Regions from separate parts of the Homo sapiens genome. Here region 1 is linked to region 2. Evidence: chromatin contacts called from ENCODE Hi-C or POLR2A ChIA-PET data. All regions are on one chromosome and are shown on one strand. Each heading gives the region's core, a stretch centred on a gene start or an enhancer-like site at or near the end of the contact. The rest is flanking DNA. Distances are from core to core; before and after follow the strand shown. Region 1 holds the start of ADGRG3 (adhesion G protein-coupled receptor G3). Region 2 overlaps LOC388282 (a long non-coding RNA gene).

Evidence for each region. A loop is a pair of places that touch in the nucleus more often than their neighbours do. ChIA-PET counts read pairs that join two places held with the same protein, here RNA polymerase II (POLR2A).
Region 1: a loop to region 2 is called in a map of natural killer cell, with 4 times the contacts of the local background. The contact joins the promoter of ADGRG3 here to the enhancer-like site in region 2. A Hi-C loop is called at or near these places in 1 of 168 maps with a recorded cell type or tissue (natural killer cell). POLR2A ChIA-PET finds 5 or more read pairs at or near these places in 1 of 52 experiments (Caco-2).

What each region holds. Positions count from the first base shown.
Region 1 is chr16:57,666,876-57,671,757 of GRCh38, forward strand. It overlaps ADGRG3 (adhesion G protein-coupled receptor G3), which reads left to right and starts at 1,431. Exons shown (of 12, transcript NM_170776.5): 1 at 1,431-1,530. The coding sequence starts at 1,473.
Region 2 is chr16:57,812,964-57,818,151 of GRCh38, forward strand. It overlaps LOC388282 (a long non-coding RNA gene), which reads left to right. Exons shown (of 4, transcript NR_169553.1): 2 at 699-918; 3 at 2,461-2,682; 4 at 3,257-3,989. It also overlaps a transcript of KIFC3 not described here. Among named protein-coding and RNA genes, the nearest start is that of KIFC3, 13 kb to the left of the region's middle. RefSeq lists an enhancer at 3,748-4,293. Within about 2 kb of position 2,153, at least 32 of the 41 ENCODE cell types and tissues checked have a DNase peak (open chromatin) inside an H3K27ac peak, as active enhancers do; they include natural killer cell, where a contact is called at or near this core.

The DNA of each region.
Region 1 (4,882 bases), core at 181-2,680, 150 kb before region 2:
CAGGTGCCAGGATGGGGCTTCAGCGATGGGCCCAGCACATCCAAGTCCACTGCCCCACCTCACCCTCACCTGCAGCTGGGAGGGAGGTCTGCAGATCTTCCAGGAGAAGGCTGGCCAGGTGTGGAGCAGTGGCAGGCCCAGCCATTCATCTGCCTTCGCAGCCCTCCCTGCAGAGGAAGTTTCTGGGGCTCAGGAAGCCCTGGGCTCTGACCTGCTGCTCCATGCTGAATTCCCACCTGCTCCCACACCATGAGTGACCCTGACATCCCCTCCCTACCCCTTCCCAGACCCAGAGGGCTCAGCAGGAGACACTGAGTGGGAGGAGGAGGAAATGGAGGCCAGCAGGGGCTGAGCGGCTCCCCAGTTCAATCCCAAGGCTGAGTAGGGCTAGTGCCAGCCCCGTGGGCCAGAGGGGGATGCCAGCAACCACACACCTTGGTGGGATGCCCTTCACCTTCCAATTGCCAAGTGGCCATGGCCTCATGCACAGTGCATCCGTGGGGCCTCCAGAGTTGGCCCGAGTGGCTGGCGCCCTAATTCCTTTAGGCTGAAGCCCAGGAGTGTTTGCCACCCCCACCTCCCACCTGATCAGTGACCATTTGGGGTGTAAAGACAACAATTTCACAGCTCTGATGATCAGAAATGATGTAATGGCCACAGGCGGCTCCGCCTGCGTCATCCATGATTTCATCACACACCTCGGGAGGCTCAGGGTGACAGACAGTGCATGCAAGGTCACCCGGCCAGGAAGTGGCCAGGATGGATGTTAGCTCAGGCCTGACCAGCCCCCGGGGCCGCACTGCTGTCTTCCCGCTACCCTGCCTCTGGGTCCGTCCTGTTATCCAGGCTGGTGGGGGAAGCTCAGGCTGCAGGGCCAGCTCCTGCTCTCCTCCCACACCCTCCAGCCTGGTTCAAGCCATAGGCACCATCTGGGTCTTCGTCCTCATGCCCAGAGCCAGGCTCTGTGCCCAGCTTGTTGCAGGTCTCATCAAACCCTGACACAGCCTTAGGAGGCAGCCCCATTGCCATCTTCACTTTACAGAGGAGGAAACTGAGGCTCAGAGAGGCTCCCAGCTTGTGAGAGGAGGGGTCTGAGTAGGTGCGCCTGACTCCAAAGCCTGTGCTCACCACAGTTCCCAGGGATCCGCTCTGAGCCAGGCCCCTGTGGCCACCCAGCCCCTAGCCCCGTAGATCCCACCCCAGTGGGGCCCCGGGGGCACATACCTGGGTGGGCTCAGCAGCTCCCTCTGCAGGTGGACCCAGGGTGCGGTGAGACTGGGAGCACTGCCCAGTTCCCCACACTCACCTTTCACAACCCAACCAATGGCGCCATCGAGCAGGAAGGGTGAGAAAGAGGACACAGGAAGCCAGAGTGGTGGGGCTGCAGGGTGGGGGCAGGCCAGCTCAGCAGAGCCTGGGGCCAGAGGGCCAGACAGCCACAGAGCTCCTGGCGTGGGCAAGGCTGGCCAAGGATGGCGACGCCCAGGGGCCTGGGGGCCCTGCTCCTGCTCCTCCTGCTCCCGACCTCAGGTGAGTGGCTGGCACCTCATCCCCTCCTGCCACGCTGGGCCGACCCTGCCCTGCCGAGGGAGGGATCCAGGGACAGACGCAGGGACTGGAGAAGGTGAGGAGTTGGGGTGTCTGGGATGTGTCCTCCGATACCCCCCGTGGCCGCCTCAGCACCTTCTCTAGCCCTGTCCCTTTGGGTCAGTCCTGTCCTTCCACTAAACCTTGCTCAGGACTGGTCTCAGGTTCCCTTTGTTGCTCCACAGTGCCCTGGAGATAGGGGAGGTCGGAGGGTGCTCCCTGACTCCCCAACCTGGGCTGTGTCTCCCTGACAGGCCTGGCTCTGAGACAGGGGTTGGCCCCGGGCAGGCAATTCTCCAGCTGGCTTGTGAGATCCTGGGGACGGGATTCAGACACTCTGGAAGCTGAGGCCAGGAAGGTCTGTCACCTCGTTCTTCTGGACCTCTCCTCCCGCACATGTCACCCCACACCGGCTCCCTCTCCCAGTCTCAGCCACAACCTCTTGGTCCTCAGTGGCCTGAGCCAGGATCCACACTCCTCCCCGTCACTCTCCCGTCTCACACACAAACACATGGTGCGTCTCCAGAGGCCATGGAAGTGCCCGGGCCTTGCCTTTGCTGGCCTCTCTCCCAGGAAAGCTGTCCCCCTACCCCTTGCCCACTTAGCCAGCTCCATTTACCCTTCTTGGCCTCTGTGGCGTCTTAGCAACCCTCTCGGACAGAGGGAGGTGCTCCCCCGTTAGTGCTCCCTCCTCAGTGCTCCTGTCTCAGGGCCTTGCAGGCCACTCTCTTTTTGCTCCTGACTCGGTGAGGGGCCTGCATGTCCATCTCCCTGTGTGTCCAGCGTGTGGTCGCGTGACTTTGGCCACATAGATCAACTTATTTGGTCTTCAAATAACCCTCTTCTTTTCAAACATTGGAAGATTCAGTGGAGTGAATCAGTCCCTGGCTCAAAAAAGGGTGGGAGATGACAGCACTGTCCTCCTAGTGGCCCCGGGAGGCCCTGGTACAGAGCAGGCCACCAGGCAGCCCTTGATAGATGAATGAACGGAGCCACCGATGGCAGCTGTGACCAGGGCTCATGGGCGTCCTCAGGTCCCAGCTGTCATCGCTGGTTGGGCCTTCAAGCCTCCTCCAGGTGATGCTGTTTCCCCCATGGTGATGTGGGTGCTCTGGTTGGGGCAGAGCAGCAGCCATTTGATTGAGCAAGGAGCTCTGAGAGGTCTACACACAGGAAGGTCTGCACACTTCCTGTGTGGACAGTGATGTGTTAGTCTCCATTCTCCATTTGCGCATTCATTCATTCATTCATTCATTCAGGAAGCATCGATGGTGCCCTCTGCTCCTGCTGGTACCACTTGGCCCCTGCCCTCAAAAGGCTCACAGTCTGCAGGAGTGACACAGTGTGGTGGGGGCTCGCATGTGAGACCCAGCTGTTAGGGCTGAGCAAGGGGTGGATGCAATGGAGGGCCTGGCATGAAGGGACACGTGACAAAGGTGCGGGCAGGGCACGGGGAGCAAGGAGGGTGGTCACTGGGCAGGCTGGCACCTGGGGCAGCCTTCAGCACCGTGAGGTCTAAAGGGGCCAGGAGGGAGTGGCCCCCTGGGCTTCTACAGCCAGACTGTGGCTACAGGAGGGAAATGGCGGTGGTTTGCTCACGGTGAGCCAGCAGGGGCTGAAGGAGCCATGCGGGGTGGGGGCAAATGCCCACTCTGCCCTCCTCCTGCCCTCTGACCTCCAGTCCACTTTCCACTTGCTGACCCCCAAATGAGGCAGTCCATGGAGGCCAGGCTCTGGAGCATAGAGGGTCTGGAGAGGAGGGGAGTGCTATCCCACCCACAGGCCTAGCACAGGGTCTCCTTGTCTACATGAAATGCTTGCAGTGTCTTCAAAGAATAAACACAGAAAAGATATTTAATGATCCTGTCTGTGTAGGGTGCTTGCCAAGAGCTTCACTTACATGCCTGCGCTGAAATTCATGGCAATCCGGGAGGGAGGCCTGCACCTGGACCCATTCATGACAGCAGGGCCGGGATGGCAGAGAATGGCACCCGTCCTCAAGCTGACAATGTTATCTCCCCTCCTCTCCTGTCCTCTTCCTTCCCCTCTCAACCCCTCCTCCCCTCTCCTCTCTTCCCTCTCCCTGTTTCTGTCTTCTTCCTCCTCTCCCTCTTCTCCCCTTTTTTAAAAAGCCAACATAGATCATACTATATTCATGCTCATCTATCATTTTCATTTCCCATTAAACAATGCATCATAAATATCTTTATAAACTAACAGAAATTTACAGTTCCTTTATAAACTATCTAAAACGAATTATCACATATAGAGTCCATTATTACAAAATCCCCTCTAAAATGTTATTTTTTTACCCTGCTGTTACTCTTTATTCAGCCATTATTTTTATCATGTCTTTTTTGTCTTAATGATTAAAAATGAACAGTTTTTTAAAAAATGTGACAGTAATACTGGACATGATTTTTAAAAAATCAAATACCAGGGAGGGAAATAAAAAATGGAAAGCAGATGAGCCCCTGCCCGCCTCAGCCCCCAGCACCACCCATCGCAGAGGGAGCTCTCCTAACACTTCCTGGGGGTGGCAATCCGAAAAGTGACAATGCAGAGCCAAGACCCACTTCCCACCCTCAAAGGGAGAAGGATACAACAAAGCACTTCAGAGTAAAAGACATAAAAGTGGCCGCAGATATACAGGTAGATGCTCAAACTCCTTAAATGGAAATAAGATTCAATGTCATCCCTCAGACTAGCAAAAATCCAAAAGTTCAGTAAGCTATAGAATAATAGGCATGTGGATAGTCACTCTTATCCACTTTGAGTGAGAGTATAAATAGGTACACCATTTTCTGGAGGGAAATTCAATAATACCCGGCAGTTTTTTAAAGCACATACAGAAAGTCCTAGAATAGGAGTTTTTTTTTTTTTTTTTTTTTTTTTCGAGACAGAGTCTCTCTTTGTCTTCCAAGCTGGAGTGCAGTGGTGTGATCTTGGCTCACTGCAACCTCCGCCTCCCGGGTTGAAGCAATTCTCCTGCCTCAGCCTTCTGAGTAGCTGAGATTACAGGCACCCACCACCACGTCCGGCTAATTTTTGTATGTTTAGTAGGGCTTCCCCATGCTGGCCAGGCTGGTCTCAAACTCCTGACCTCAGGTGATCCACCCATCTCGGCCTCCCAAAGTGCTGGGATTATAGGCGTGAGTCACCGCACTCAGCCTTCCTGGCGGTGTTTTAAAGCACATACAGTTAGATACAGAAAGTCCTAAGATAGGAATGTTTTCTATGAGTTCTCAACACAAGCTGAAAAGATGCACACTCAAGAATTCTTATGGCAGATTGT
Region 2 (5,188 bases), core at 903-3,402:
GAGGGCTAAACTGGCCAATAAGAGGCAGGAGCTCATTCCACTTGTACTGTTTAGGCAACTTGCTGTTGAAAAAGGAGAACCTGGCCAGGCACAGTGGCTCATACCTTTAATCCCAACACTTTGGGAGACTGAAGCTAGTGGATCACCTGAGGTCAAGAGTTCGAGACCAGCCTGCTCAACATGGCGAAACTCCATCTCTACTGAAAATACAAAAATTAGTTGGGCGTAGTGGTGCACGCCTGTGATCCCAGCTACTTGGGAGGCTGAGGCAGGCGAATCACTTGAACTCGGGATGCGGAGGTTGCAGTGAGCCGAGATTGCGCCACTGCACTCCAGCCTGGGCAACAAAGCAAGGCCTTGTCTCAAAATAAAATAAAATAAAATACAAAAATAAATAAATAAATAAATAAATAAAAGGAAAAGGAGAAGCCAGAGGATCTTGGAGGCACAGTGTCCCTGTCTAAATCTCCAGATAACCCAGAAAGCACGCACTGCCCCCACGCTACTCCACCCCCTCCACGCCTCCCTGTCCTATGCTCTTCATGCCCACCTCCTGGGGCAAATGGCACCGGATGCCCCTGTCTTAAGTGAACAAATGGAGACTCTAACCACCTTCTGAGAATCCCAGCCCTGGGGTCAAACCTGCATGCCTGCCGAGTGCCTGCATGACAATAATTAGGATTTCCTATGCTCTGAAGCAAACCTCCCACCTGGCATCCTGCGTGTGTCCAGCACCTCCCTGCACCCGGGCACCACTCATGCAGGTGGGCTTGGCATCCTCACAGCCTCTGCAGCACGTGCCTTCAGAGGGAAGAGAACCGGGGACTCGGGAGACTCAAGGCATCTCCAGAGTCACAGCCTGAAGACAGAACCCCATGCTCTCCTGGACATAAAAGCCATGCGGTCCCTGGTAGACAGGTAGGCAGAGGTGAAGGGATCTACCCTGGCACCGGGTAGGGGCTGTGCAGTCACTCCTGCTTATTCTTCCTGTACATCCCGCTACTGTCCTCATGCTATAGATTTGACTGGGGCAGGCTGGCTGCAGAGTCCAAGTCTTGAACCACTGCACCACACTGCCTCTCAAGGGCACAGTCAATGGGGTACCTTGTCATTGTGGGTCATTCCTCAGCATGCATTCAGAGCTCTTCACCATCTGCCTGCAGCCGCCCTGCCCAGCCTTCTCTCCCACTGACCCCACAAGGCACCCTCTTTCTGGTCTTTGAATTTTTCATATGCTCCACCCACACCCCCATATCCCCACCTGCAGCCGTTTACCTGTGAGGCCCAATGGAAGCATCACCTCCTCCATGGGGACTCCTGATACCACCTAGTCAGAAGTTCCCCAGGACCACCTCCCCTTCCCTTAGCTCACCTAGCACTGGATTCACAACTGTGGGGGACTGTTAGTCTCCTACATTAGATTGGAGGTCCCTGATTCAGGCTCCCATGCTGTGTGACTTAGGGTAAGTCTCTGAGCCTCAGTTTCCTCATTAACAGGTAATATTTATTGAGCACGTACTATGTGCCAGGTACTATGTGCTAAGTACTCTACATGAACTCTCCCATTTAATCCTTACAGCACCTATGAGGCAGGCACTATAATTATCCCATGTTACAGATGAAGAAACTGTCACTGTCATTAGGACCACCATCATTATCATTACTATCATTCTTTTTTTTTTTGGAGACAAATGCTCTGTCACCCAGGCTGGAGTGCAGTGGTGCGATCTCAGCTCACTGCAACCTCTGCCTCCCAGGTTCAAGCAATTCTCGTGTCTCAGCGTCCCAAGTAGCTGGGACTACAGGCATGCACCAACACACCCAGTTGTTTGTATTTTAGTAGAGATGGTGTTTCACCATGTTGCCCAGGCTGATCTTGAACTCCTGAGCTCAAGCAATCCACGAACCTCGGCCTCCCAAAGTGCTAGGATTACAGGTGTGAGCCACCATGCCTGGCCTATTATTGCCATTCTTTTGTCCGCTATAAAACCTAGTGCACAGCAGACACTCAAACTCAGCAAAATTCAAATATGGCTGGAACTGAAACCAGCCTTAGGTAGGAAGGAATTTCAGAAACAGAGTTCTGCACATGCTCTAGGACACGCAGGCCTGGCCCTGTCCAGGCTGGGGTGATACCATCTTTGGAGGCTGATGCTGGCAGTCTGTTGTGGCTGGGAACTTGGGGTGACCTCCTTTTGCTTCTCACATCAGCCCTGTCTCTACCCACAGAAACAGACTCTGCCCAAACAAGTCCTGCAATGCACAGAGCCCGGTGGCAAACAAGCCACCTGGATAAATGGTGCCCAAGGCTGTGGGGGTCCTGGGAGGCTGACTGGAGGCAGAATTGTGCTCATTTGTAACCAGAGTAGCTCCGGGTTGCTTCTGTTAGCTCAAGGCCACAGGTACATCTCTGTGCTTAGAGATCCACACCGCACCCCACCACCGCCACGTGTTTTCTAGGATCCCCTCCAAGCATTTTCCAAAGCCCGAGGGGCTGCTTACAAGACTCTGCCCATCACCCCCAACCTGGCTGATCTGGGACCACATCAGCACCTGGCCTGACTCTTCTACCAGGATGCCCTCCAAGACCAACACTGATGCCTTAGTCACCCTCACCAGGGAGGCTGGGGGTGCCCCCACATGGCTGCTGCACCTGATGTTGGAAACGGAGGCTCCAAAAACGTAAGTGAAGTGGGTATTCCTGCTAAACACTCCACTCGGGGCCTGGGAGAAGGGGAGCAAATATCTGTCTACTCCCTCAACTCCACCCAGCCATGGCTTGTCCCACGGCCAAGTTGCCTGGGTCCTTGGGATCACCAACTTCTTCTGACTCTCTACACACACACCCCCAAACACCCCCAGACTCCTTTCCTGCCACTCCCCCACCTCAGGCACACATGCAGTGCTTGGTGCCTGGGTTAAGTCTGTGCCCTGTGGCGAGTGCTGCCCGGATACCCCGGGGTCCATTTGAGGATGAACTCGGCTGGGTCACCCCTGCTACAAACAGGCTTTTACATTCTTGAACTTCACCTGGGGTGAGGGTCTTCAGGAGTGCTGTCCCTTTTCCTCCTGAGGCCTCCTTGGTCCTGATGTTAGTGAGTGGCCATCCACGTACCCACAGGAAGGATGTGGTCAAATCCTCTTACCAGTGGCTCTGAACCATTTGACCTGCTACCTGAGCTGCTGGGGAGAGGAAAGGGGAGGGTGCTCCCACTTCTAATAGTTCATCAAGTTCTCACAACATCCCCATTCACAGGTGAGAAAACCGAGGCCCGGAAAGTGTCAACCCAAATCACGACACTCCTTGCCCCAAACCCAGAAGCCTGAGGAAGTAAGGAAGTGCGGTGGGATCTGTCTTCCCGTGTGTCTTCAGGATCCTGGGGCCTGCCCCTCCTGGCTTCCTCTTGAGGAAGGCCTCAGAAGACCCGCCTTTGGTCACAGGACAGAAGCTGGGCCAAGAGGCAAAGGTTTTGGCCGCCACAGGGGAAACTCTGGGCTCAGAGCTGCCGAAGTGACTCACGGGCCCTGCTGGGAAGCAGCTGACGTTCCTTGTCTGCGCCTTACAAAACCACACGGGCTGCGAGTGACAGCTGGCTGCTCTGAGTGGCGGAGGAATGTTGTTGCCAGACAGGTTCCTGAGGCATCTGCTGAGCTGTGCTCCAGAAACCAGCCCTGGGCAGCTGCCACACCAGGCAGCCTCCACCCCTCCCCACAACCAGGAGTCTTGGAGGGCACCCCCACCAACCTCAACAGAACTCTCCCCTCAGGGATCCGTGGAAGTCAGCCACTGCCACAGGGACAGCCACCCCTTCCAGGCAGGAGCTCATGGGAAACCAAGACCAGGGAACCCATCCCACCCCCAGTAAGACTTGAGGCCAGGGAGGTTGGAGGGGTCTCCCTGTGACCAAATCTGTGGCCATCACAACCGACCTTGAACCATAATACTAAGAATGATAACAATAATAATCACAGCTAACCCTTCACACTCACTACATGCCGGGCACCATGGCATGGAGCACTTTTTCTGAATTATCACATGCATTCATTTCCTGGGGCTGCCGTCGCAAACTGCCACAAACTGCATGGCTTAAAACAACAAAAACGTATTCTCTCGGCCAGGCGTGGTGGCTCACGCCTGTAATCCCAGCACTTTGGGAGGCTGAGGCGGGCAGATAACCTGAGGTCAGGAGTTTGAGAGCAGCCTGGCCAACATGGCGAAACCCTGTCTCTACTAAAAATACAGAAATTAGCCGGGCATGGTGGTAGGAGCCTGTAGTCCCAGCTACTCAGGAGGCTGAGGCAGGAGAATCGTTTGAACCCAGGAGGTAGAGGTTGCAATAAGCTGAGATCGCACCATTGCACTCCAGCCTGGGTGACAGAGAGAGACTCTGTCTCAACAGAAAAAAAAAAAGAGAAGAAAGAAAAGAAAAAGAAAAAGGACTGTATTCTCTTACAGCTCTAGAGGCCAGAAATCCAAACCCATGGTGTCAGTGGGGCCACACTCCTCCTGAAGGCCTAGGAGAGAATCCTTCTTTTCCTCTTCCAGCTTCTGCTGGAGGCGGGCGATCTTCAGTGCACCTCGGCTTATGGGCATGTCACACCAGTCTCTTTCCACCTGCACATGGTGTTCTCTCTGTTTATCTGTCTCTGTGTCCAAATCTCCCTCTTCTTAGGAGGACACCAGTCATATTGGACTTAAGGCCTACGCTAATCCAGTATGACCTCTGCATACCTCTGCAAAGGCCCAAAAAGGTTCCAAATAAGGTCATATTCCCAGGGTTCCAGGTGGATATAAATTTGGGGGAACATTATTCAACTCAATACACCATGTGTAATCTTCTTAATAAGACTGATATTGCTTTTATCCTCATCTTACAGATAAGAGGCTCAGAGAGGTTAAGCAACTTGCCAGAAATCACCCAGCCTCTGATTCTAGAATCCACACTACATTGTCTCACCCATCACCATCATCATCACCATCTCCTCACAGAAGCTTAGCATTTCATCACTTACAAAGCTTCTCCTGGCCATTGTCACATTTTCTTTCTTTCTTTTTTTTTTTTTTTGTTCTTTTCTATGTTTTGAGACAGAGTCTCACTTTTTTGCCCAGGCTGGAGTGCAGTGGCGTGATCTCTGCTCACTGCACCCTCCACCTCTATCTTTAGTAGAGATGGAATTTCACCATGTT